Linked DNA regions of Homo sapiens: region 1 is linked to region 2. A link is a loop called in an ENCODE intact Hi-C map of the cell type or tissue named here. Cell type or tissue: B cell. All regions are shown on one strand. Links, peaks and the distances in the headings refer to the core of each region. The heading gives the core; the rest is flanking DNA. Region 1 overlaps LINC01811 (long intergenic non-protein coding RNA 1811). Region 2 has its middle 51 kb from the start of LINC01811.

Region 1 (8,789 bases), core at 6,067-8,566, 94 kb after region 2:
GGTTTAGTGCTATCCACAGTTTTAGACATCTGCTGGAGGTCTGGGAGGCCATCCTGTAGGGATAAGGGGGGACTACTATATTTTTATAGCTGTTCTATTTTATTGCTAGTTATTGTTGTTAATATCTTACTGTGTCTAATTTACGAATTACACTTTATCATAGGTGTGTACGTATAGAAAAAAACAGTATAGGGTGTGGTACTATCTGTGGTTTCATGCACCCATTAGGGGCCTTGGAATGTGTCCCCTGCGGATAAGGTGGACTACTATGGTTAATATTCATTTAAACACAGGATACCACTGGATCCTCATGACTGCCCTGTGAAGAAGACAGTGATTCCCATTTCAGAGATGTAGAAACCCAGGCTCAAAGAAGCTAAATAAGTAACTCATGAACACAAAATAGTATGTGACTGTGATTGTCAGTTTTATGTGTCAACTTGTCTGGGTTATAGTCCCCCATTATTCAATCAAACATTAATCTAGGTGGTGTTGTCAAGACATTTTGCAGATGTGGTCAAAGTTCATAATCAGTTTTCTTTAAGCAATGGAAATTACTCTAGATAATCTGGGTAGGCCTGATTCAATCAGTTGAAAGCTCTTAAGGGCAGAATTGAGGCTTCCCAGAAGAAGAAATTCTGCCTTTGGACTGCTTCAGCTTGTGCCTGAAGGTTCAGCTTACTCTTCCTATGGCCTGATCTGTGGATTTTGGACATGCCTAGCCAGTCCCCACAATTGCATAAGCAAATTCCTTGCAATCAGATTTCTTAATATATATCTCCTGCTGGTTCTGTTTCTCTGGTTGAACCCCAGCTAATATACTGACCAAGTGATGCCTCAAATTATAAGAGCAACATTTTATATTTGTATTGAGCTTTACAGTTTACAAACTGCTTTCATAGATACTGTCCTTAAGGCTGTGAATAGGCAAGTTAATCAGTCATCATTTTTGTCGTCACCACTAATATAATCATCGTCTGATATCATCATTGCCGGACACTACCATCATCATCATCGTCATCACCATTTTATATTAATAGCTGAGAAAAAGACTATGCAACCTATAAGAGGCAGATCTGGGACCAAGGACCAGTTTTTCTAACTTCAAATATTATGTGCAAGATTAGCATCTACCTGCATAAAACTTCAAATGCCTTATCCTCCAGGTTTCTTGATGACTTCCAAAAATAATTTCCTTCATTATAGCTTATCAGCACACAGCTTTCTAGCTACCTCACCCATGGCAAATTCTAGACCTTATTATCATCGGTACTCATATCATTTCTAAAATCGCTATTTTAAACATGTATTTAAAAATCTCCAGTTATGACCTCTTCCTGTGGGTTCTTCTTTATCAAAGTTCTGGTTATTTTGAAGTCCTAATTTAAGTGGTCAGTAGTTTGTGTTCATGGTTAAGTGCATCCTATGAACAATGTGTTGTTGTTGTTTTTTTTTTTTTTTTTGAGATAGATTCAAGTCTCACTCTGTCACCCGGGCTGGAGTGCACTGGTGCAATCTCAGCTCGCTGCAACCTCTGCCTCCCAGGTTCAAGCAATTCTCACGCTTCAACCTCCCGAGTAGCTGGGATTACAGACATGCACCACTACTCCTGGCTAGTTTTTACATTTTTAGTAGAGACAGGGTTTTACCATGTTGTCCAGGCTGGTCTCGAACTCCTGGCCTCATGTGATCTGCCTGCATCGGCCTCCCAAAGTGCTGGGATTATAGGTGTAAGCCACTGCACCTGGTCCCTATGGACAATTTTTAATGGAAAATTTTAATTTAGTAACATAAAAATTCATTCTTACTCAATGAATATCTGTCTAGCCACCAAGATTCCAATGTGAATATCTCCTCTATCTCATCATAATGATATAGATGAGACCACATGAGCTATTTTTAAGCAATTATATATATGCGTATATGTATGTACTATATATTGCAGCATGTCAACCGCAGAACATATTTGAAACTGACTCCTTGAAAAAAATTATTAAATCACAAAAACTGAGAATCAAAATCTTGACACTTGTCATAAAGGTAAAGAGGAAAATAACGGCTAACAAAGGATACTTATAGAATATTGATGAGAACTGTCTGAACAACCTCAACTCCAGGCACAATTATAAATTAGGTAAGGATGGTTTGCCGTATCTTGGTGGAAGGCTTAAGAAGTCTGTTGTATATGTTGTATATGTAAATATGTAACCTCTATTTTCTGACATGTAGGGTTTTTTTTTTTTTTTTTTTTTTTTTTTGAGACAGAGTCTCACTCTGTCGCTCAGGCTGGAGTGCAGTGATGTGATCTTGGCTCACTGCAACCTCTGCCTCCCGGGTTCAAGTGATTCTCCTGCCTCAACCTCCTGAATAGCTGGGATTACAGGCGTGCACCACCATGCCTGGCTTGTTTTTGTATTTTTAATAGAGATGGGGTTTCACCATTTTGGTCAGGCTTGTCTTGAACTCCTGGCCTCAAGTGATCAGCCCACCCCCGCCTCCCAAAGTGCTGGGATTATAGGTGTGAGCCCCCTCACCCTGCCCCATGTAGGTAGTTTCATTTTTTAAAAAAAACATTATAGGCCGGGTGCGGTGGCTTACGCCTGTAATCCCAGCGCTTTGGGAGGCCGAGGTGGGAGGATCATGAGGTCAGGAGATCAAGACCATCCTAGCTAACATGGTGAAACCCTGTCTCTACTAAAAATACAAAAAATTAGCCAGACGTGGTGGCGGGCGCCTGTAGTCCCAACTACTTGGGAGGCTGAGGCAGGAGAATGGCGTGAACCCAGGAGGCGGAGCTTGCAGTGAGCCAAGATCGTGCCACTGGACTCCAGCCTGGGCGACAGAGTGAGACTCCATCTCAAAAAAAAAAAAAAAATACGGAAATAGCTAATGAGCACACAAAAACTGTTCAACATAAGAAGTCATTCAAGAAATGCAAATTAAAACCACAAAGAGATCCTAGATCATATTCACCAGAATGGCTAGAATTAAAAACACTTGGCTGGACGTGGTGGCTCACGCCTGTAATCTCAGCACTTTGGGAGGCTGAGGTGGGCAGATCACCTGAGGTCAGGAGTTTAAGACCAGCCTGGCCAACATGGTGAAACCTCGTCTCTACTAAAAATAACAAAAAATTAGCCAGGTGTGGTGGTGGGTGCCTGTAATCCCAGCTACTTGGGAGGCTGAGGCAGGAGAATCGCTCGAACCCAGGAGGTGGAGGTTGCAGTGAGCTGAAATCACTCTACTGTACTCCAGCCTGGTTGACAAGAGCAAGACTCTGTTAAAAAAATAAAATAAAATAAAGACGCGCAATATGGAGTGTGGTTAAAGATGCAGAAACACTGAGACTCTCATACATTGCTGCTGGGGGTATAAAACTGGTAAAACCACTTTGGAAAAGTTTTGGCAGTTCCTTGTAAAGGTAAACATTCACCTATCCCATGACCAAGTAATGCCACCCTTACATATTTACCCAAGAGAAATAAAAACATCTCTACAAAAAGATTTGTTTGAGAATGTTCATAGCAATTTGATTCATAATAGCCAAAAACTGGATACAACCTAAATGCCTATCAATAGCTGAATGGATAAATATTTCTGGTGTATTAATTCAGTGAAATAATGTTAAGCAACAAAAAGGAGAGGACTACTGAAGCATGCCACAGCCTGGGTAAATTTCACACATTATACTGAATAAAAGAGGCCAGACCTAAAACAGTACATACTGTGTGATTTCATTTATGTGACATTCTACAGCAGCAAAACTAATCTACAGTTATAAAAGGCACATGAGTGTTGCCTGGCATCAGAGTTAGGAGGATCATCTTCAAACAGAGTATAGGAACACTTTGCGGGTAATGGAATGTTCTACATCTTGATTGTGGTGTGGTTATGAGAGCAGGATGTGTTAATTTGCCAAAAGTCATCAAACTGCTTAAAATCGGTGCATTTTATTGTGTGTTAACTCTGTCTCATTAAAAATGAATATTGAACACATAAACATAAAAATAAAAAATGCTATAATGAACATCTTTATACTTAAAAAAATTTTTATTCCTTAGGATAATTCCTGAGCCTTTTGCACTTATTTTCTGAAACCACGTGAAATTGTGATAATTTGCTTGATATCAAAAAAGAATATATGAAAATAAATATCTAATTGATAGGATTTCTGGCAGGAACTGAAGTGAAAAATTTGGGCTTAGTTGGGGGAAAATATTTGGGAGTGGGGAGGGGGCTTTCATTCAGACTTTCAAATCTGGGTAAGGCCTGCTCTATTCAAAACATTAGGACTCTCTGAAACAGCTTCTTCCAGCTTACAAGGCTCAAAAGGGACTGGTTTTGTTTTATAAACTCCCAGTCCAAATCTCAGGAAGAGACTGAGCAGCATTTGGTTCCTGTGTGATTCTCAGCCTCTATTTTTACTCTTTTTCCTTCCCTCTGGTCCAGGGAGGAGAAGCCATATGTTGGTAGTAGTAGATTCTTGTGATGTCTCCCATCCTCTCAGCCTATTGGATTCAGCACACCTTGGTGAACCCCTCCATGAACTAGACAACATCACACAAGTGCAGAGAGGGGTGGCTCTCTACTGTCTCCAAAACCACCAAAGGCTACTCAGCTGCATGCAGGCAGAATGTGAAAAGTATGATGGAGTTGATTTCCCTGAGAGCAAACCTCATCTCAACCACTCAGGCCTCCCAATTCCCCAGTGGAACAGTGCTGAGATGAGTTCCATGTGGTTTTATAGCAGGCCCCTAGTACATTGAGCCCTTGTTGCCTACGGTGGTAAACAACTCAGAAATGTCCTCTATACTGGCTTTTCTTCCTTCTCTGTCTTACTTTCACTACTCCCTCAATTTCATATCCTCTCAAATAAACCACCTGCACTCAAGTCCTTGCCTCAGCTCTGCCTTTGGGGGAATCTGAACTCAGCACTCTTGCTGAAGGTGAGCTGTGCTTTAGTCCAGTCTTATTTCCACCTGTTCACCATTCAGTCCTCCACCCTGCAGGGAACACTCCTATTCATCTTTTCAGGCCCTTGGTGGAAACTTCTGTTGTTTACTTAAGTAACCAGTATGAACTCCTCTTTGTCATCCTGTTGCACTTCCCTGTATTGCTCCTCTTATCTCACTGTCTTGAGATTGTTCTCATCTCTGCATCCCCCTGGGATTTCTGAATTAGCATCAAAGGACCCTGGAATTAGCTAGCAGTACATGTAACTGCCCCTAAGCCATGAGCTCCTGTTGGTAGAAACTACAACTTGTTTTTGCATCTCAGTATTTCACAAATTATTGGCATAGAAGACCCAACGGATGATGGTTGAACAGAAGTAAAGTCACTCTGCAGGACAGAGGCACAAGCCCAGAGAAAATTTATTTCCTCCCCATCTTTTCTCCTGGAAGTCCTCCTTCTCATACTGTTCCTGCTCCCTGGCACTGAGCTGAGGTATGCAACGAAACCCATGGAACCTGTCTCTATAATGGAGAGGCATACACCCTTCAGGCCTCTGCACATAGTCAGGCTAGGTCCCTGCAGCACGTCTGGAGGATGGGGTCCCTGAGGCCTGGCTTAATTTAGCTGAGCCACTCCAGGAGGGATAATGATAGCACTGGGAGTCTACTTTTCTGCCCATTCTGTAACATCCTGCTGGCCTGCTTTCTGGGGCTCTTGACTTGGTAGCAGCCAAGAGACCTTTTCAGAGACTTGGGGCCTGATCAAGACCACTGAGCAAATCCTCCTTCCTTTTACCAGTGGAGCAAGCAGAAGAGTGAAGGGGCCTGGAAGAGCAATAGAGCGTCAAGCCACTTGGAGTTCAATTACTGGCCCTGCCATGTAATGACAGAATAAGCTTGGGGTCATCATTTAACTTCTTTAACACTCAATTTTTGTTTCACCAGTGAAAGCAGAACAAGAAAACTTATCATAGCATCATTTTGATGGTTAGATAAACTAACATATTTAGAATGTCTTCCATGGGATTTCAATCTTTTATTGACTATATATATTTTTGGCAGTCTGGTGAAGCCTATGGACCCCTAGAACAATTACTTTTAAACTTATAAAACAAAATATGTGGAATTACAAAAGCAACACTATGATACATTTATCAAAAGGTTTTGGTAAAATAAATGTGTTAGAATGTAATGTTTCTTTGTTCATGTATTAAAAAATAAGAGATCAAGCTGAGGGTCTGATAACTACTATAATTTGAGGTAAAGAAGCACATAAATGATATTTTGATTTACCTGCCAAACTGTAATACTGTACATGGAAATATTTGTCATTTCTATTGTTGACAAAATCACATTGTGGGTTTATAACCTACGTTTGTAAATGAAGAAAATGCCGAATACTTGTTAAAGAAGAGTGAAAATAAAGATGGATTTTATTCCTTCCAAGTTTATGGAACCCTGAACCTCTTGTCTAATGAAAAACACTTGATAATAGCTCATTCCCTTTCTTCTAATTTTCTCTTTCTGATGCCTTCTCTTACATAGTTCTCAAATTCAGACCCAAGGAAAGGGTCTGACATCAGGCATTTGGCCTGTGGGGTGGATAAGTGTATTTCCTTGCTTTCCTTTTCAAGAACTTTCTTCATTGTGGAAAAAATTGAAGGAATTTCAGCATAGGAACAAGGTGGACCTCCCCAGCCCCCAGGCAAAAATCATAAAGGGAGCAGATGAAATACTTTCCCAAACTTCAGGCTGGTCTCAAGGATTGGCTGTCGACTTGATTTCTAACCACTATCCTAGGTGGCTTGGCCTTTCTCCTGAGTGATCAGGGTGCAGAAGCCCAGAGAAATGGGACCCTGCTTCTTTTGGTCCTGCTTTGGTTCCTGCTCTGTTCCTGCTGTACTAGGGTAAAAGCCCATTAAGTGTATCTCTTCCCAACTCTGTTCCATGGTGTCTTATTTGTAACTTGAAACCAGCATGGTGGGAGCATTTACACCATGGAAATTAGCAATGATACACATCGAGGCTTCTCACCTCTAATTAGGGTATTAAAATCTTTCCTGCATCTCAGTGGAAAGCCAGCTGTGAGACATTTGTCAGTGCATCACTGCCTGTACTTTCTGCTTCCTGTTTGGTAATTCTGCTTTGACAAAATTGGTCATGCTTTGTTTACCACTCTCTGGTGCACATTTTTGTATCCCCAGAAAGGGACTTTCTATACTTTTAGTGTACCTTAATTTTGCACTGGAGTCAGCAGAGGACAACAATTTTTCTCTTTACCAAAATCAAAAGAAGGACCTCACTTCCCTGCTTGGTGAGTGAGAGGATTTTCCTTGTTCATGGTTTTCTGTCATTGAGGCTAAACAAGCAGGAGCCATTATAACTTGTGAGAAGAAACCACAAAAAGTACAGGCGATTTAGGATAAATGCATCTGACAGGGGTGTCAAGCAGGACTCAGCAAACTTTCTTTTAAACAGCCAGATAGTACATACTTTAGGCTTTGCAAAAAGACACAAAATGAGGATACTATTTAGGTGCTTATGTAACTGTTTAAAATGTAACCATATAAAAATATTCTTAGCTTATCAACTATGAATAAACAGGGAACTGTTTGGCATTGGTCTGTGGGTTGCAGTTTTCTGACCCCTGTTATGGAAGACTGACTTGGGGGATGAGAAGTAAGGCAAGGTGGTCAGGTAGGAGGCTGGTAGATTAAAAGGACCAGGACTAAGACTTGGCTGGTCACAGTGAGGAGGAAGGAAGGAAGAGGAAGAAGCTAGAGGGAACTTAAATATCTGATTAGATATGATGGATAAATGAAAGATGAAGCAAATGTGATCTGGAGGGCTGGCTGCAATTTGGGATTCACAAACATATTAGGATACTAAAAGCTTTGAAAAATCCTGCAGTAAGTAAAACTATCTGCTCAGTCCAGCGTTTCGCAAAGTTATTTATATATTGTGCCCTTTATTCATGGACTACCTACTAATGCCCCCAGTGAAGTAATGTATCATGGAATGTACTTTAGGTTTCATGGGCTTGCTCTATAATTGTGTAATCCATGTTGTAAAAGTGTGCATTCCTTGAAAAGAAAGTTAACAAATTTAGCATTTGTGTGTGTGTGTGTGTTTTGGGGAGGGTTATAAAATATGAAATACAACTCCTGTGGAAGGTGGTGTATTACAAATTAATGTAATCTTAATGCCTGGAAGAATTATGCAGTGATTCAACAGGCCAGATTGATTTAATAGTTTTTAAATTATAGATATAATTAATGAAAATTGAGAGTGCTAATAGTTGTTTTAAAACTATTTTGCTACAGTAAATTCACATGGCCCTTTAAAACCTTCATTTTCTTTTATATTTTTCTTTTTCTTTTGTTCTTTCTCTTTTTTAAAAATTTTAAGTTCCAGGGTACATGTGCAGGATGTGCAGGTTTATTACATAGGTAAACATGTGCCATGGTGGTTTGCTGCACCTATCAACACATCACCTAGGTATTAAACCAAACATATATTAGCTATTTTTCATAATGCTCTCTTTCCCCCTCCCCTCTCCCCTACAGGCCCCAGTGTGTGTTGTTCTCCTCCCTGTGTCTGTGTTAAAAACCTTCATTTTCAATCTTTTCAGTATGGTTATCTGTCTTTGAATCCTCCTTAACAAAATTAATTGTTCCTTTTTTGTTTAAAAAATTTTTTTTCTAAGATGCTTTTGTTATAGCATACTCCTTTATTTTTAAAAAAGTCCACAGCAATTTCTATATATCTCTCTTTTAGCACATCAGATTGCATTGTATTTATTTGGGTATGCCTATGGTTTGTTGGACTGAGTTAGTG
Region 2 (16,601 bases), core at 5,733-8,232:
ATCATTCTCAGCAAACTATGACAAGGACAAAAAACCAAACACCACATGTTTTCACTCATAGGTGGGAATTGAACAATGAGAACACATGGACACAGAAAGGGGACCATCACACACTGGGGCCTGTTGTTTGGTGGAGGGAGGGGGGAGGGATAACATTAGGAGATATACCTAATGTTAAATGATGAGTTAACGGGTGCAGCACAGCAACATGGCACATGTATACATATGTAACTAACCTGCACGTTGTGCACATGTACCCTAAAACTTAAAGTATAATAAAAAATTAAAATTAAAAGATTAGAAAGCTTAATTAACAAATCCTGCTTAATAACATTTGTAGAACATTGCAATAAACAACTAAGAAAGACATTATTTTCAAATACAGGTATATTTTGGAGATACTGTGGGTTCAGTTACAGACCATTGCAATAAAGCAAATATTGCAATAATGTGAGTCACACAAAATTTTTGGCTTTCCAGTGCATATAAAAGTTATGTTTACACTATACTGTACTCTATTAAGTGTGCAATAGCATTATGTCTAAAAAGCAATGTAAATATCTGAATTAAAAAACACTTTATTGCTAAGAAATGCTAATGATCATCTGAGCCTTCAGCAAGTCATGATCATCTTGATGGTAGAGGGTCTTGCCTCGATGTTGGTAGCTGCTGAGTCATCAGGTTGCTGCTTGCTGAAGGTTGGGGAGGCTGTGTTAATTTCTTGAAACAGAACAGCAATGAAGTTTGCCACATAGATTGACTCTTTCTCAAAATAGTTTTCTGTAGTGTGCAATGCTGTTTGATAGCATTTCATCCATAGTAGAACTTCTTTCAAAATTGCAGTCAATCTTCTCAAACCCCTCTGCTGCATTAACTAAGTTTATATAATATTCTAAATGCTTTGTTGTCATTTCAATAATGTTCACATAATCTTCACCAGGAGAAGATTCTATCTCAAACTATTTTCTTTGTTCAAACATAAGAAGCAAAGCTCATCCATTCAAGTTTTATCATGAGATTGCAGCAATTTGGTCATATTCTTAGGGTCTACTTCAGATTCTAGTTCTCTTGCTAATTCAAACACAACTACAGTTACTTCCTCCACTGAAGTCTTGAACCCCTCAAAGTCATCCATGAAAGCTGGAATGAACTTATTCCAAACTCCTGTTAATGTTATTTTGACCTCTTCTTATTAATCAAGAATGTTCTTAATGGCATCTAGAATGGTCAATCCTTTCCAGAAGGTTTTTGATTTACTTTGCCCAGATCCATCAGAGGAATCACTATGGCAGTGATAGCCTCACAAAATGTATTTCTTAAATGATAAGACTTGAAATTTGAAATTACTCTTTGGTTTATGGACTGCAGAACAAATGTTGTGTTAGCAGGCATGAAAGCAATATTAATCTTTTATATCTTCATCAGAGCTCTTAGGTGAGCAGGTGCATTGTCAATCAGCAGTAATATTTTGAAAGGAATCTTTTTTTTTTCCCCTAAGCAGTAAGTCTCAACAGTGGGCTTAAAATCTTCAGTAAACCCTGCTGTAAACAGATGTGTTGTCATCCAGGCTTTTTTTTTTCCATTCATAGAGCACAGAAAGAGTAGATTTAGCATAACTCTTAAGGGCCCTAGGATTTTCAGAATGGTAAATGAACATTGGCTCCAACTTAAAGTCACCAGCTTCACCAACCCCTAACAAGAGGGTCAGCCTAGCCTTTGAAACTTTGAAGCCAGGCATTGACATTTCCTCTCTAGCTATGAAAGTACTAGATGGCATCTTCTTCCAATAGAAAACTGTTCCATCTACATTGAAAATCTGTTGTTCAGTGTAGTACCTGTATGAATTGTCTTAGCTAGATCTTCTGGATTACTGGCTGCAGCTTTCACATCAGCACTTGCTGCTTCACCTTGACTTTTATGTTATGAAGATGGCTTCTTTCCTTAAGCCTCATGAACCAACCTCTTCTAGCTTCAAAGATTTCTTCTGCAGTTTCCTCTCCCCTCTCATCCTTCATAGAATTGAAGAGAGTTAGGGCCGTGCTGGAGATTAGGATTTGGCTTAAAGGATTGTTGTGGCTGATTTGACCTAGCCAGACTACTAAAACTTTCTCTCTATCAACAATAAGTCTGTTTTACTTTCTTGTCATTCATGTGTTCACCGGAGTAACAACTTTAATTTTCTTCAAGAACTTTTCCTGTCCATTCACAACTTGTCTGTTTGGTATAAAAGCCCTTGCTTTTGGCCTGTCTTAGCTTTCGATGTACCTTCCTCCTAAGCTTAATTATTTCTAGTTTTTGATTTAAAGTGAGAGATGTGCAATTGTTCCTTTCACTTGAACACTTCAATGCCACTATAAGGTTATTAATTGACCTAATTTCAGTATTGTTGCATCTCAGTGACCCAACTTCTTTATATGACTTAGTCAAGCAGGTTTTAATCAATTCCCAAATTAAACTTCACTGTTTGATGCAGAATTATATGACTCATTTTCTATTTTAAGCCAAGCATGCTTATTTCCTGAACCGTATACTTTTGTGCGTCCCTTGGCGATGCAAACAATTTCTGCAAGGGGGAATCCCCTTACATAAGGCTGACATATGCTTTTATTTTCTGCTACCCAAGATTATGTAATTCAAATAGAACTTAAGGGAATGCACCTTAAACACATTTAGGCACAGAGTAAAGCAGGATTGAGTGAAGAGCGAGCTCAAATTCATGGAAAAACAAATAAAGAGATATGTCATCCTTGTTTTGAGGTTGTGGGCTCATGGAAGTGGTGACATTTTCCAGGGAGGGTAGAATTGTGTGGAAGGGAGAAAACAGGAAGGGATTAAGGATTTTCATGTATATTCCAGGCACCATAAAGATGTCATTTTATTTAATCCTCATAACAAACTGTATGAGGCACTAAATTTACACACAAGGATGGTGAGGTTCAGAGTGGGCAAGTGATTTGTTCAATGTCTCACATAGTTATTAAGCAGTGGAGCCAAGATCTTAACCACGTCTGACTTCAAAGATCACACTTCTCCTAGAATACTATCAGGAGAAGAACGAAGGATTTAGAACAAATTTCTAGAGGATTCCTGTTCTTGGAGGACATTAGGAGATATAGCTATGTATCTAAATAAACACCCCTACCTGATTTTTTGTTCTTATAAAGTGAGGAATGCCTCTTGATGTGCTTCACAAAATTTATTTTTAAAAGCAAAAGACTTTTTAAAAATTGTAAATGTCCACTAAACAATGTTTTAAACCGAGGGTGAGAAAGATGGTGAAGAATGTCCCAAACCCACAGCAAATCAAATTTATTCTTGTAAATTACCTATAGGTAAAAAACAGTATTGAATAACTGAGTCAGTCAGATCTGAGTTTGAATTCTGATTGCTCCTGACACGTTGAGTGGCCTCAGACACGTTCTTGAACCTTTCTGAGGCTGTTTCCTCATCTGTAAAACAGGAATAATAACACCTGCTTTGCAGAGTTGACACTTTTCAGGGACAACAGCTAAGCTGTCCACAGATGGTGATTCCTTCCTTTCTCAGAAGCAAGTCTTCTTCAAATGCTGGTGAAAGCATGAAGAGCCATTTGGTAGAACATCAAAAGAAGGCGGAAGATAAACTAATTGTGCTCCCTGAGGAGTTTCCTTTAGGGGGTGATTTCTGCACTCTTATCTTATCTGACACCTACTGTTTTCCCTGCTTTCCCCTTTCCTAGCCCTCTTTTGTTCATTACCACTTCCACAGAAGTGGAGCAGAGAAACTGGGGAGACAAATCAATAAATTAGTGTTGCTCTATTTTAGCTGTAAGGGAAGGTTTGGTGGACAGTGTTTTATGTGTTTGCTTGAATATTTTGGACTGTTTGGGTTTCCCTTTTGGATTTTCTTCCTCATCTCCATCAGAAGCTGTGTGAAGTACACCTGTGCCCCAGTAGGCTGGGGGATGGAGTGGGATCCACCAGATAGACAGTGGACTCAGAAGTGGGGAGGACTCAGCACCACGGCCCAGGTATGCATCTACTCACACAAGGCTGGTGGAGTTTCTTGGGCCTCTCTGGGGGTCTTGCCTGTGGGTTCCTGGCACTCAACCTGCAAGACAGGGCCTGGTCCCATGTAGAATCTAGTGCAGGCTTGGACTCAGGAAGAGGAAGAACACCAGAAGTAAGAGAAGGGGGCTTCTGGGGTATTTGCTGCATGCCCATTTTAGGGGCTTCCCGCTTCATTCTATACCCCAACCTCCTTGACTATTCCTGTTTCCTTAACAGTCACACTTTCTCCTTCCTAAAATCCCTTTCCTACTTTCTTGCCAGCCTAACGCTTACTCATTCTTCACAACTCATCCTGGGCATTATCATCCTTAAGATGCCTTTGATACCTCCTCCTGGACCCTTTTTCTAGGTTAGGCAACTTGTTCTGAGGCTCTTGGTGCTGGACCTCACATTTTTCTTGGTTTCCATTACACTAAATTCTGAGACTCTGTTGACACATTAGGGGAAGGGATTGCAACTTGTTGATCCTAAACCCCTCTCTTTCTCTGTGTTTCTGAACCTGACCCTTGCTCTTTACCTCTGCTATCATCATCCCACTGAGCTCTCCCCATCTCTATCCTAGACTGTATTGGACTTTTACATTGTCCTCTGTCTTGAACCTCATATCTGTTCTCCAAACGAACCACCAGAGTGTCCTTCTAAAATATAGATTTTACTGTGCCACTCCTCTACTTAGGTGTTCATGGGCTCCCTCATTCCTGTAAGGCGCTGCATTAGCCTGAGTCTTAGGTCGGGTTGTACCCGAAGCAGACCCTAAGACAAAGAACCAAGTGCAAGTAGCTTATTTGGGAGATGAAGGAAACTTGAGAGGGGGTGGGTATGTGAGATAGGGAAGGAAAGGCAGCCAATATAGGGTGTGCTGGTGACAGAATATCACAGGGGCAATAGGAGCTTATTCCTGAGGAGTGCCTCTGAGAGGCAGTTTAGAACGTGCCTCAGTGATGTTACCCAAAGGGTAACCCAGGTTTCCCCCATAAAAACTCCCATTGGTCATTGCTTGAGTGTGTTCCCAGAAGTGTTAATTACCTGTCACTCTGATCTGCCCTGCAGAGGGCCTGAGCAGCTCCAGTGGCCAGAGAATGCCTTCAGGCAGTAAGTGGCAGATGAATTTGGGAAGAATAGTGAGTGCTGAGAGAAAATGGGCCAGGAGAAGGGGGGGGGTGCTGGCAGCATCCTCTACAGCCTGGCTCATAAGACTCTGCATGACCCAAGTATTTGCTGGCCATCCAGCCCCTTCTCCCTTCACTCCCATCAGTCTTTGTGCTCTAGTGCCCTGCACTGCCTGTGGGTCTCTGTATACCTCATGCTCTTTTGTTTTTCTTCCATGCTCTTGCTCATGATATGCCTTCCACCTCGGATGCCCTTCTCTCACTTCTCCATCTAGTTAACATGTACACATTCTTCGAGATTTAGCATCACCTTCTCCAAGAAGCCTTTCTTGACTGACTTCTTTCCCCTTCCCCAGCAAGATTTAGATGTCTTCAATGTAGCATCTTTCACAGGTCTGCTCCCCTCACCAGACCATGGGGTCTGTGGCACATATACTCCATCTGATTCTTCCTTGAGTCCCTGGTGATGAGCATGTGGCCTGGCATCTTAATAAACAAGCACTGAGCTGAACCATGCATCTGTGGTTCATTGTTTGGCACATGGCTTGGACTCAATATTTGTATCTTGAATTGAACTAATCTTTGCCCCAGCTCCCTCTTTGCGTTGGCAGAGGCAGAAAGGGGACAAAGTTGAGTACTCCCCTCCCCAGAGCACAGAAACACTTTGCTCTTCTTTTACCCAGAAAAATTGGAGCTGGAAGTGGTGACCGAGGAGAGGCACAGAGGACATAGGAGACAGAAAGCCATCAGGGACACTCAAACACACACTCACACACAAACACACACACACGCACATGTAAACAGATATATGTACAAACATAAAGAAAAAAGACAAACAGAATGAGGGAAGATGGACCCGGGAGCAAGGGAAAGATGGACAGACAAAGAGATGAAGCAAATAGTAAGGAAAATAGAAGAGATGGAAAAAGGGAAGAATAGAGGGCAGAAACAGGGAAAGGAGAAAATAAGGCCAAATAATGTGCAAATTGGGAAAGATGTGAACAGAAACCCCTGGAACAAGGTTTTCCATCTGTCAGGGCAGCAGAGATGGAGATGGGAGTTGCACCTATGGGCTATTTGTCTCATCTCCCATTGCTGGACCAAAGGTGGGGGTGTATGTAGGGGTGGTGCAGGGTGAGGAGGATGAGGGGGCTGCTGCTGTCTGTCCTGAGCCAGAAGAATGGGGCACGCATTTGTTACTATTGTCTAGTGTGCCTCCTCTGGTGGTGAGTGGTGTCTGGTATTTGTTGGGCCCTCTCTTTGTCCTCTTTTAGGGAGTCAAATCTGCAAGGAATGGGGCAGAGTGATATAGCCGCTCCCATGTGCATGCCTTTGGCCTTGTGCTGTTGGATTTGCATTGGCTCATAAAAGAATAATGAACTATATCAATTTTTAAAGCTGCCTAATGCTCCTCTCAGCTCAGCTGTCTAAAAGTTTGCAAAGCAGACTACATGGCTCCTTGGAAGAAGGCCAGGACACATGACCAAGAGTCAGGGCTGCTGCTGTGACTGCTAGCACCCTAGATTGTTCCTTGGTGGGTGCCACAATGGTGGGAGGGGAGAGAAATGACCCGACTGTCATTTGGGACAGAGGGCAGGAGCTGAGAGAAGAGCATTTTGCATGAATTGCCTTCTTTCTGAGTTCCTAGGTAGACCGAATTCAGGAGTTTGGGAAAAATTTCTAAAAAGGCAAGTTCTTTGATTAAATCCTTTACCATAGATATTTTCTTCCCTACATGTGTTTGCTAACTGTGCCAGTTATAAAGCTATTATCTCTCAGCTCCAACCCAACATCCTGAACTCTGTTCGGTGATGCTGGGGCTGGGTCTCTGCAAACCACATTTCTGCCTTGCCCACTGGTTCCTTGTTAAGCTTTGCCAGTAGGGGGCAGAAGAGGGTGAAGGAATTTGCTTCTTCCTGTTTCCTTACTGTTCTGTGCAGTACCCTGGCAATGCTTTCTCACCTTAGCAGAGCCAGCTCATTCCCATAGCAGCAGCTGAATACACTTGGTAGGTTTTCCAGCATTCACAGAACCAACCTCACTGGGGAAACTCCATGAAGCCATCGACACCAGCCAGTTGCCACCTGCTCCTCAGAGGTCTAGGTCCCATCTCTGAAGGCCTCCTCCTCCAATCTTCTGAAGTTTTAACAATTCCAATATCTTCCCAGTGTTCTGCCATCTCTAGGGATTGAATAGGGTGACCAACTCATCTGGTTTTCCTGGGACTTTCTAGGTTTTAGAGAACTGAAATTCCAGTATCCTGGCAACCTCTTCAGTCCTAGGCAAGTTATGAATGTTGTTCACCTTAGAGCAGTAGATGCTTCCTGCAGTTGCTACCTCAGTTACTGAGTTAATACTGTTATATCAAGATAGCAATTCTTTATAATAATTTTTCTCTGTCTGAGTAACTGGTGTGATTTCTGTCCCTGATTGGATCTTGATGCAGCCTCATGTCTGATACTTAGGAAGCAGTGTTAAATCAGAGAGCATCCATTACTGTGGGCAAAATATAAAATGTTCCACTAAGGAGTATTACCTTGTTTTATCACTGCTATTTTGATCACTACTGCTATAGCAGCAGCTGCTGCTCTGGGTGATAACAATACCTCACATATGTATAGCATCTCACAGCTCACGGAGCATGGTTGGCCACTATTTTTTGCTTGCTTTTCCAAGAGCTTTGTGAGGTAAGTACTATCATCTCTGCCTAACTAAATTCGGAGAGGGAGAGTGACTTGCCCAAAGTCACATAGCTAGTCACATATTGCTGAGTTTCAAACTTACTTAAAAAAGAAATTCCGGTTCTTCCTCTTTTTACCTTGTAGCCTTTCTTGAGTTTAGTTGCAGGCAAGCAGCTGTTATCTTTCAGTTTTTAGTGCTTCCCACCCTGCTTCCCGTAGCCTCCACCCAGAAGCCTTTGAAGTTTATCTAGCTCTACTGGACAAAATGGACCACAGTGATGCATGGACTAAGGGTACTAGGTTCTGGGTCCTGCACATTCTGCTGGACATCGCTTCGATACTCAATGCTGACATGTTTTACATTTCCAGTGGATTTTCATTTAAACTAAAAGCTTTCTACAACCTTGGACTTAGACTGGGTTCACTTAAAAGGCATTTCTCAGAACACTCAATTTTATTAATATCATAAAATAATGTATGTTAAATAGCTGGATCATTTTATATTCAGAAAACACTCTCAATTTGAACTGCTTTATTTGGATAGTGATTGAAGGATTCCTGTAATTGATCTTGCTAGGTGGCCTTGGAGAAGTTTGTCTGGAAGATGGAGATTGTGGGAGTGCTAGGAAGGCAATGCAGCCTGTGCCTTAGCACCATCCAGCACCACCCCTCTGCTACCATGGAGAACAAAAACATCTCTGACGTAGGCCCTACCCTTGGACTGCTTATACTTTAATTATTGAAATCAGAGCCTGTGCTTAATGATTCTGAAGCAATGATATGATTCTGGCAGCCATGTTAGAGTGGATGGAGCACTGTATTCGGACTTAGAAGACTGGTAGAAGTGAGAAACTTGAGTAAATAACAACCTCTCTGATCCTCTGTTTTCTCAACTCTAAAATATGGGTAATATTTAATATCGATTAGGATGTAGTTTTGAAAATATTAGAATCCACAGATGGCCAAATCTTTCCTTTTTCATCACCTCTTATGTCCACTGGTTTCTCAAGAAAGTTAAACACACAATAACAGAATAGGATCCAAAGTAGTATTTTACTGATACCTAGGCAAGAACCCCCCAAACTCCAATATACTTGCATTAATTATTTAGTGCTTACTGACATAAAAGAGCACATATTTCTTATCTTACAGATTCTGTGGGGCATAAATTTGGGCCTGGTTTAACTGGGTCCTCTGTTTCATGGTCTCTCATGAGACTATAATCAAAGGACCAGCCAAGACTGGGTCCTCATCTGAAAGCTCAACTGGAAAAGTCTGCTTCCAAGCTCACTTAACGTGACTGATGGCAGGATTCAGAGTCTTTTGAGCTGTTATACTGAGAGCCTCAGTTTCTTGTTGGCAGTTGGCCAGAGGCTGCCCTCAGTTTCTTGTCATGCAGTCCTCTTTAATTTATCACCTTGCTTCATCAAAGCCAGCAAAAGAGAGTTTGTTAGGTGTCTAGAATGGCTGGCAGCTGGCTAGGGCTTACTGTCTCCAGATGGTTCCTCATTGTTTTTTTTTTTTTTAACACAGCTGCTGGATCCTAAAAGTGTGAAAATGGAAACTGTTAGGTCTCTAAGGCTTAGATTACAGAATTTGTGTAATATTACTTCTGCCAGCTTGGTGCAGTGACTCATACCTGTAATTCCAGCACTTTGGGAGGCTGAGGCAGGAGGTTTACTTGAGGCCAGGAGTTTGAGACAAGCTTGGGCAACAGCAAGACCCTGTGTCTACACAGAAAAGATTAGCTTGGTGTGGTAGCACACACCTGTAGTCCTTGCTACTTGGGAAGCTGAGGCAGAAGAATCCCTTGAGCCCAAAAGTTCAAGGCTGCAGTGAGCTATGATTACACCACTGCACTCTAGCCTGGGTGATGGAGCAACACCCTGTCTCTAAACAAAACAAACAAACCAGCAAACCAAAAATCCACATTGCTTTAGCCCATATGCTATTGGTTGAAACAAGTTACAGGGCCAGCCTGGAATGAAGATTGGGGAAATAGACTCCACCTGTTGATGGAATGAGTGTCATGCATGTACTGGGATGGGCAGATTGCTGGCTGCCATTTTGCAGACAGTCTACCATAGCTGTGCACCTAGCCTTTTGCTTGATGTAGAAAGCAAGACTCAGCTTAAACATGTGCGGCAGTTGAAGTCATTCAAGCAAATAGAAGGTACCCTGAAGGCTTTGAAGGATCTTCCAGCTCTCAGGGGCCTATGTTTCCACTGAAAGCCATGACTGTTTTGCAGGAGACTCTGCTAGTACCAGTTCAAGGAAGGGGAAGTGAAAGCTGCTTGCTTGGTTCTAGACAGCACGTTTTATTTATCCCTGAGAAGTAAGACAGAAATGGAATGCCATCAGGATTTGAAAACATTTCTTTAAATATGATGCACTTAAATCCAAAGGCAGGTAATGAATTTTATTTCATGAGTAAAGCTTCAATATCTTTGATGAGCATATGCAACAAAAGCTGAAAACAAAAGGCATAAAATTACCATGGTGATGGCTAATTGTGTTGAATCTGCATATATTAGTTCCCAGTGACACAAATAACACTCTGGTAGGCTAAAGTGCTAAGACACAGAAAGTATTGTTCTGTTTAAAATGAAAATCACAGTCTGCTTTGATTAAAAAATAACATTAGATATATTAATATTGGCAAATTAAATACTGTCTAATGGTGAACAGAAAAGAAAATCATCATTTCCCCTCCAAACTATTTGAGAATCCAGTTTAGGATTATTGTGCTAGGGACAGGAATATGGTGATAAGCTCTGTACTAGAGGGACTTTTGAAATAGAATATTGATCTTTGGGGTCTTCCTCTTTCCTTTCAGCAGCATTTTTTGCACTGGCATTCTTTTCTCCAGATACCCAATTGTCTCCTCTGTAACTGGCACTGTGGTAGGAACTACAAGAAAGATAAAAAAGAAATATGAGGCTGAACTTTACAGTCATAACCAGTAGGCCTCAACACCTGCCAACTTTGGGCAAATAATTTACTTATGTGAAACTCAATTTCCTCATATGTAAAATGCGGAGAATGTGCACCTTGAATAAGATAATGACTATAAAGCATCCAGAACATATCATTTGTTAATGATATTAGTTGGAGAGATAAGGCCAGTTCACTTGAAATAATGGCAGAGTCAGGGAGACACTACAGTTATGTGTCAAACTGTCATTTGGGCTCCAAATTCTGGGGAACTTCAGAAAAGGAGGTCAGGCTTCCTGAATAAAAGGAGGCTTGAGCTGGGCATATCAATTGAGCAGACAAGTGCTGAGAGTCTGCACTTGCAAAGCATCTTATAAAGGATGGTGTGAAGGCAGAAATAGGCATGTTGGTGGGCAAGAGGGAGACTTAAATAATGTGCATGAAAGTGATGGCAACTAGTGTTGGGATTGCATCACAGAGGGTCATGAAATCCCGGTACAGGAGCATAGGATGTGATGGGTCTGTCTAGCAAGCAGGCTCCAGTTCTTAATGCCCTTAAGAAATCATATATATTCCTAATTATTTTAAGTTTGTGTAATGTGCCTTTTTCCCTGGAACCATTTCAGTTTCCTTTTTTCTTTCTTTTTCCAAATTATAATCCAATCTTCACCCTATAGTGCACTGTTTACTTTGAAGTGCAATTAAAGGACTGGGCCAAAAAGCAAATGGAGCACATCTTGCCAACTCTACCTGCAAAGTGCTTTACATTTGCTTAACTGTGACTCAGATTCGGAACGACCTGAGAAGGAACGGGCAGTGGTGTTTGGGTGCTGACAGCGCCATCTATTACCTTGCTGGCAGCCAGGAAAGAGAGCCAGTGGAACTATTTGAGAAAGGATGAACTAGGAAGCAAATAGTGATTCAAGATGAATAATAATTTCTCATACCTGTATTGTGATTTACAAGTCTTTAGAATGCTCTCACAGTCAGTAACTCATGTAATTCCTAGGACAACCCTATGAGGTTATTAAAGAAAATGCTGTCCTCATTTTACACATGGGAGAGCTGAAATTGAAAGAAAAAAGTCTTGCCCAAGTTTACAAAGCAAGTCAATGCAGAGGTAATTGGAAACTCAAGTTGTTACTTTCACCCATCAAATGTCTGTTCTGTGTTAACTGCTCCGGAATCCTCTGCCTCACTGTGTTGGTGGTAGACTGGAGGACACTATATTATGGATTAAATAGTTAGGGAACCAGCCAGGAGGCTATTTTTGGTGAATCAGACATGAGGTGAGGAGGGGTTGCATGATACCAGAGCTTCACTCTCTTATGATCCCTTTGGGCATTGTTTTTCAGTCTCCCAGTTGGCTCCCTTCCTCTCTGCTTAAGCATTGGCACCTCCCACTGTTTGGCTGTTGCCTCTATTCTCTTCTCTCTCTCCATGCTCCCATGGGTGAAGCCACTCTCTATAAAAGTCATTAACTTTTAGGATCCATTCTTTTTTTTTTTTTTTGAGACAGAGTCTTGCTCTTTTCACCCAGGCTGGAGTGCAGTGGTGAGATCTCGGCTCACTGCAACCTCCGCCTCCGGAGTTCAAGCAATTCTCTTGCCTCAGCCTCCCGAGTAGCTGGGGTTACAGGCACCCACCACCACGCCCGGCCAATTTTTGTATTTTTAGTAGAGATAGGGTTTTGCCATGTTGGCCAGGCTGAGTCTCGAATTCCTGGCCTCGTGATCCGCCTGCCTCGGCCTCCCACAGTGCTGGGATTACAAGCGTGAGCCACCGCGCCCGGCCGATCCATTCTGTATTCACAGTTCCAGCCCAGACAGATCTCCCAAGATCAAGATTTGTTTAAGGACAGTTTCTTGACTCACTGGGTTTCACCCTTCCCCTTTGTCTCTTGAATCATATTCTATCTTTTATTCCTTCCCTCTCCTGAATCTTAAAATTCTTCCTCTTCAGGAATCCTTCTTATTAGTATTTAAAACACTCAAATTTCTCCTGTTTGAAAATTAAAATAGAAAACTCTTCCCCATTTTTTTGAACACATGTCCCTCTTCAAATATAGCCCTATTTCTCTTCTCTCCTCCACATACAAACTTTGCAGAGCATTTTGTGTACTTGCTGTCTCCATTTTTCACCTCCCATCTATACTTCTCAACCCACTCCAGTCTGGCCTCTGTCCTCATCATGCCTAGCTCTTGCGAGGATCCTCAATGACCTCTGCATCACTAAGTCCAGTGACATTTTCTGTGCTCATGTTATAAGACGCAGCAGAAATCAATGCAGTGAACCATTTCATTATCCATGGAACATTTTTACCTTGGCTTCTGTGACACAAAGTGCTCCTGGGCCTTTTCTCCTCACTCTATACGTAATTACCAAGTGATTTTCCAAATCTTCAGACCAGCTATATGGAGGCAACTCTCAACCTTACAAATCTAGCCTACACATATGTTCTAATCCTCAGATCTGCATAGTCTAACTCTCAACAAAGTTTCCCCTTGGACAGCTCCAAGGCTTGGCCAGGACAGAATAAATTTACCCGGTGTCAGTGTTTCTCATTTCTAGAAGGTGTTTGTTTTTTTTTTCTTGGTTGGGAGGAGGAAGTCTCAATAATTTTTTTTCTTTTCTTTTTTTTTTTTTGCAATGTAGTCTTGCTTTGCTGCCTAGGCTGGAGTGCAGTGCAGTGGTGTGATCTCGGCTCACTGCAACCTCTGCCTCCCAGTTCAAGTGATTCTCTTGCCTCAGCATCCTGAGTAGCTGGGGTTATAGGCATGTGCCACCATGCCAGACTAATTTTTGTATTTTTAGTAGGGATGGGGTTTCACCATGTTGGCCAGGCTTGTCTCAGACTCCTGACCTCAAGTGTTCTGGGGGCAGTTCATCTCATCTTGCTGGCTCTTAACCAGAGCTTTTAGGAGAGGTGGCCTAATGGGTTGGTCAGGACTGTTACTCTACCCCTCACTCCCTGTTCTGAGAAAAGTAGCATTGTTTTGGAGGAAGGTCATTCTTGCTGCCTTGAACATACCAGATTTTGCCACAGTGCAGTGCCCAGCAGGGTCGTTGTAAACCATGGTGACTAAACCATCCCTTTCACCAAGAAGCTTAACCTAACTATTCCTTTCTCATTCATTTAAATTTTGTTTCTTTCACATCTAAATGTATTATGCATGTTGTCTTTAAGGATATCTTCTGTTAGCCCTTGGAAATAAAAAACTGCCTTGTATTTTCTTTTTTTCCCCTCACATTTCTTCCATGTTTTTCTTTCTTTTTTGTAGCTCTTTGTTTTTAGACATCATGCCTTTCTTTTTCTTCTTCTTCATTTCTTTCCTTTTAATTCCACACTCAGCCTGTTTGGTGGATGCTGTGGTTTCTTGCTCAGATTCTCTTTAGGAGGCTGGTGAAGCCAGTCCTCAGCTGCTATGTGTGTTGGTTGCTAAAGATTTATTAATTCCAGAGAAGTACTCTATGAGGGAGAGTACATAGCTAATGGTTGACTTGCATGTGGGAACAAAAGCCAGCACTTTGAGGGAAGGGAATTCTGTGGAGCAACTCATATTCAAGCTCCCAATGGGAGATGGCAAAGCTGACTTCTGCTGAGACCACACTCTTTTTTAATTTGCTTTATTTTCTTATTTACTGATTCTTAAATTTTTATTTTTTTGTGAGCACATAGTAGGTGTGTGCATTTATGGGGTGTTTGAGATATTTTGATACAGGCATACAATGCATAATAATCATATCAGGGTAAATGAGGTATCCATCACTTTGAGCATTTATCCTTTCTTTGCGTTACAAACAAATGCAATTATGCTTTTTTAGTTATTTTTAAATGTACAATAAACTATTGTTGACTGTAGTCACTCTGTTGTGCTATCAAATACTAGATATTATTCTTTCTATCTAACTATATTTTTGAACCCATTAACCATCCACACTCCCCTACCCATTACCCTTCTTAGTTCTTCAAATGTTTGGTAAAATGCAGTAGTGAAACCATCATGGCCTAACATTTTCTTTGCTGGGAGACTTTTTATTATGTCTTCAATTTCGTTACTTGTTATTGGTCTGTTCAGGTCTTGGATTTCTTCATGGTTCAGTCTTAGTAGGTTGTATGTGTCTAGGAATTTATCCATTTCATCTAGATTTTCCAATTTAGTGGCTCATAAATTTAGTAACTTTTGGTAGCCTCTAATGATTCTTTGAATTTCTGTGATACTGCCTGTAATGTCTCCTTTTTCATCTCTGATTTTATTTATTTGTGTCTTCTCCCTTTTTTCCTTCATGAGTTTGGCTGATGGTTTGTCAGTTTTATTTATCTTGTCAAATAAACAAATTTTCATTTTATTGATCTTTGTATTGTTTTCAGTTTTGTTAATTTTTGCTCTAATCTTTATTATTTCTTTTCTTCTACTGATTTTGAGTTTGGTTTGCTTTCGCTTTTCTAATTCTTCAAGATGCACACCCTTAGGTTGTTTATTTGAAATTTTTTTACTTACAGCTATAAAATTCCTTTTTAATACTGCTTTTGCTTTATAGCCCATAGGTTTTAGTATGTTGTGTTTACATTATCATTTGTTTCATGAAAATTTTTAATTTTCTTCTTAATTTTTTCACTGACTCACTGGTCATTCAAGAGCATATTGTTTATTTTCCATGTGTTTGTATAGTTTCTAAAATTCCTTGTGTTATTGATTTCTAGTTTTATTCCACTGTGTTCAGAGAAGATGTTTGGTATTATTTCAGTTTTTTGAATGTTTTAAGAGTTGTTTTGTAGTCTAACATGTGATCCATCCATGAGAATGATGCATGTGCTGAGGAGAAGAGTGTATTCTGCATCATTGGATGCAATGTTCTGTAAGTATCCATTAGGTCCATTTGGCCTATAGTGCAGATTAAGTCTGATGTTTCTTAGTTGATTTTCCATCTGGATGATCTGTCCAATGCTGTAAGTGGAGTGTTAACATCTGCAGCTATTATTGTATTGGGATCTATCTCTTTCTTTAGCTCTAATAATACTTGCTTTATATGTCTGGGTGCTCCAGTGTTGGGTACATATATATTCACAATTGTTTATCTTCTTGCTGAATTGACCCTTTTTCATTAAATAACAACCTTCTTTGTCTCTTTTTATATTTTTTTGTCTTGAAATCTGTTTTATCTGGTATAAGTATAGCAATTCCTTCTCTTTTTTGGTTTTCATTTGTATGGAATATCTCTTTCTATCCCTTAATTTTAGGTCTATGTGTGTCTTTACAGGTGAAGTGTGTTTCTTGTAGGCAACAGATCATTGGGTCTTGTTTTTTTAATCCATTCGGCCACTGTATGTCTTTTGAAAGGAGAGTTTATCAATTTATTTGTCTGTGTTTATTTATTTTTTTATTATACTTTAAGTTCTAGGGTACATGTGCACTATGTGCAGGTTTGCTACGTAGGTATACATGTACCATGTTGGTTTGCTGCACCCATTAACTCGTCATTTACATTAGGTATTTCTCCTAATGCTATCCCTCCCCCTGCCCCCCCACTACACGACAGGCCCCAGGGTGTGATGTTCCCCGCTCTGTGTCCAAGTGTTCTCATTGTTCAATTCCCACCTATGAGTGAGAACATGAGGTGTTTGGTTTTCTGTCCTTGAGATAGTTTGCTCAGAATGATGGTTTCCAGCTGCATCCATGTCCCTGCAAAGGATATGAACTCATCCTTTTTAATGGCTTCATAGTATTCCATGATGTATATGTGCCACATTTTCTTAATCCAGTCTATTATTGATGGACATTTGGGTTGGTTCCAAGTCTTTGCTATTGTGAAGAGTGCCACAATAA

The links. Peaks named below come from ENCODE experiments on the same cell type or tissue, not always from the same donor. Only the 100,000 strongest peaks of a DNase experiment are listed, where the experiment ranks them.
Region 1: a loop joins it to region 2, with 3 times the contacts of the local background. A loop is called at or near these places in 2 of 110 quality-filtered maps.

What each region holds. Positions count from the first base shown.
Region 1 is chr3:34,193,702-34,202,490 of GRCh38, forward strand. The region is part of intron 2 of LINC01811 (long intergenic non-protein coding RNA 1811); the gene reads left to right. Among named protein-coding and RNA genes, the nearest start is that of LINC01811, 39 kb to the left of the region's middle. RefSeq lists an enhancer at 4,786-4,895. In B cell, for the core only: no CTCF peak of the experiment used is centred there; a DNase peak (open chromatin) is centred at 7,090; H3K4me3 peaks cover 1,833 bases; H3K27ac peaks cover 2,133 bases.
Region 2 is chr3:34,099,935-34,116,535 of GRCh38, forward strand. No RefSeq gene overlaps it. Among named protein-coding and RNA genes, the nearest start is that of LINC01811, 51 kb to the right of the region's middle. RefSeq lists an enhancer at 7,260-7,309. In B cell, for the core only: a CTCF peak has its summit at 7,060 (motif pointing right); a DNase peak (open chromatin) is centred at 7,047.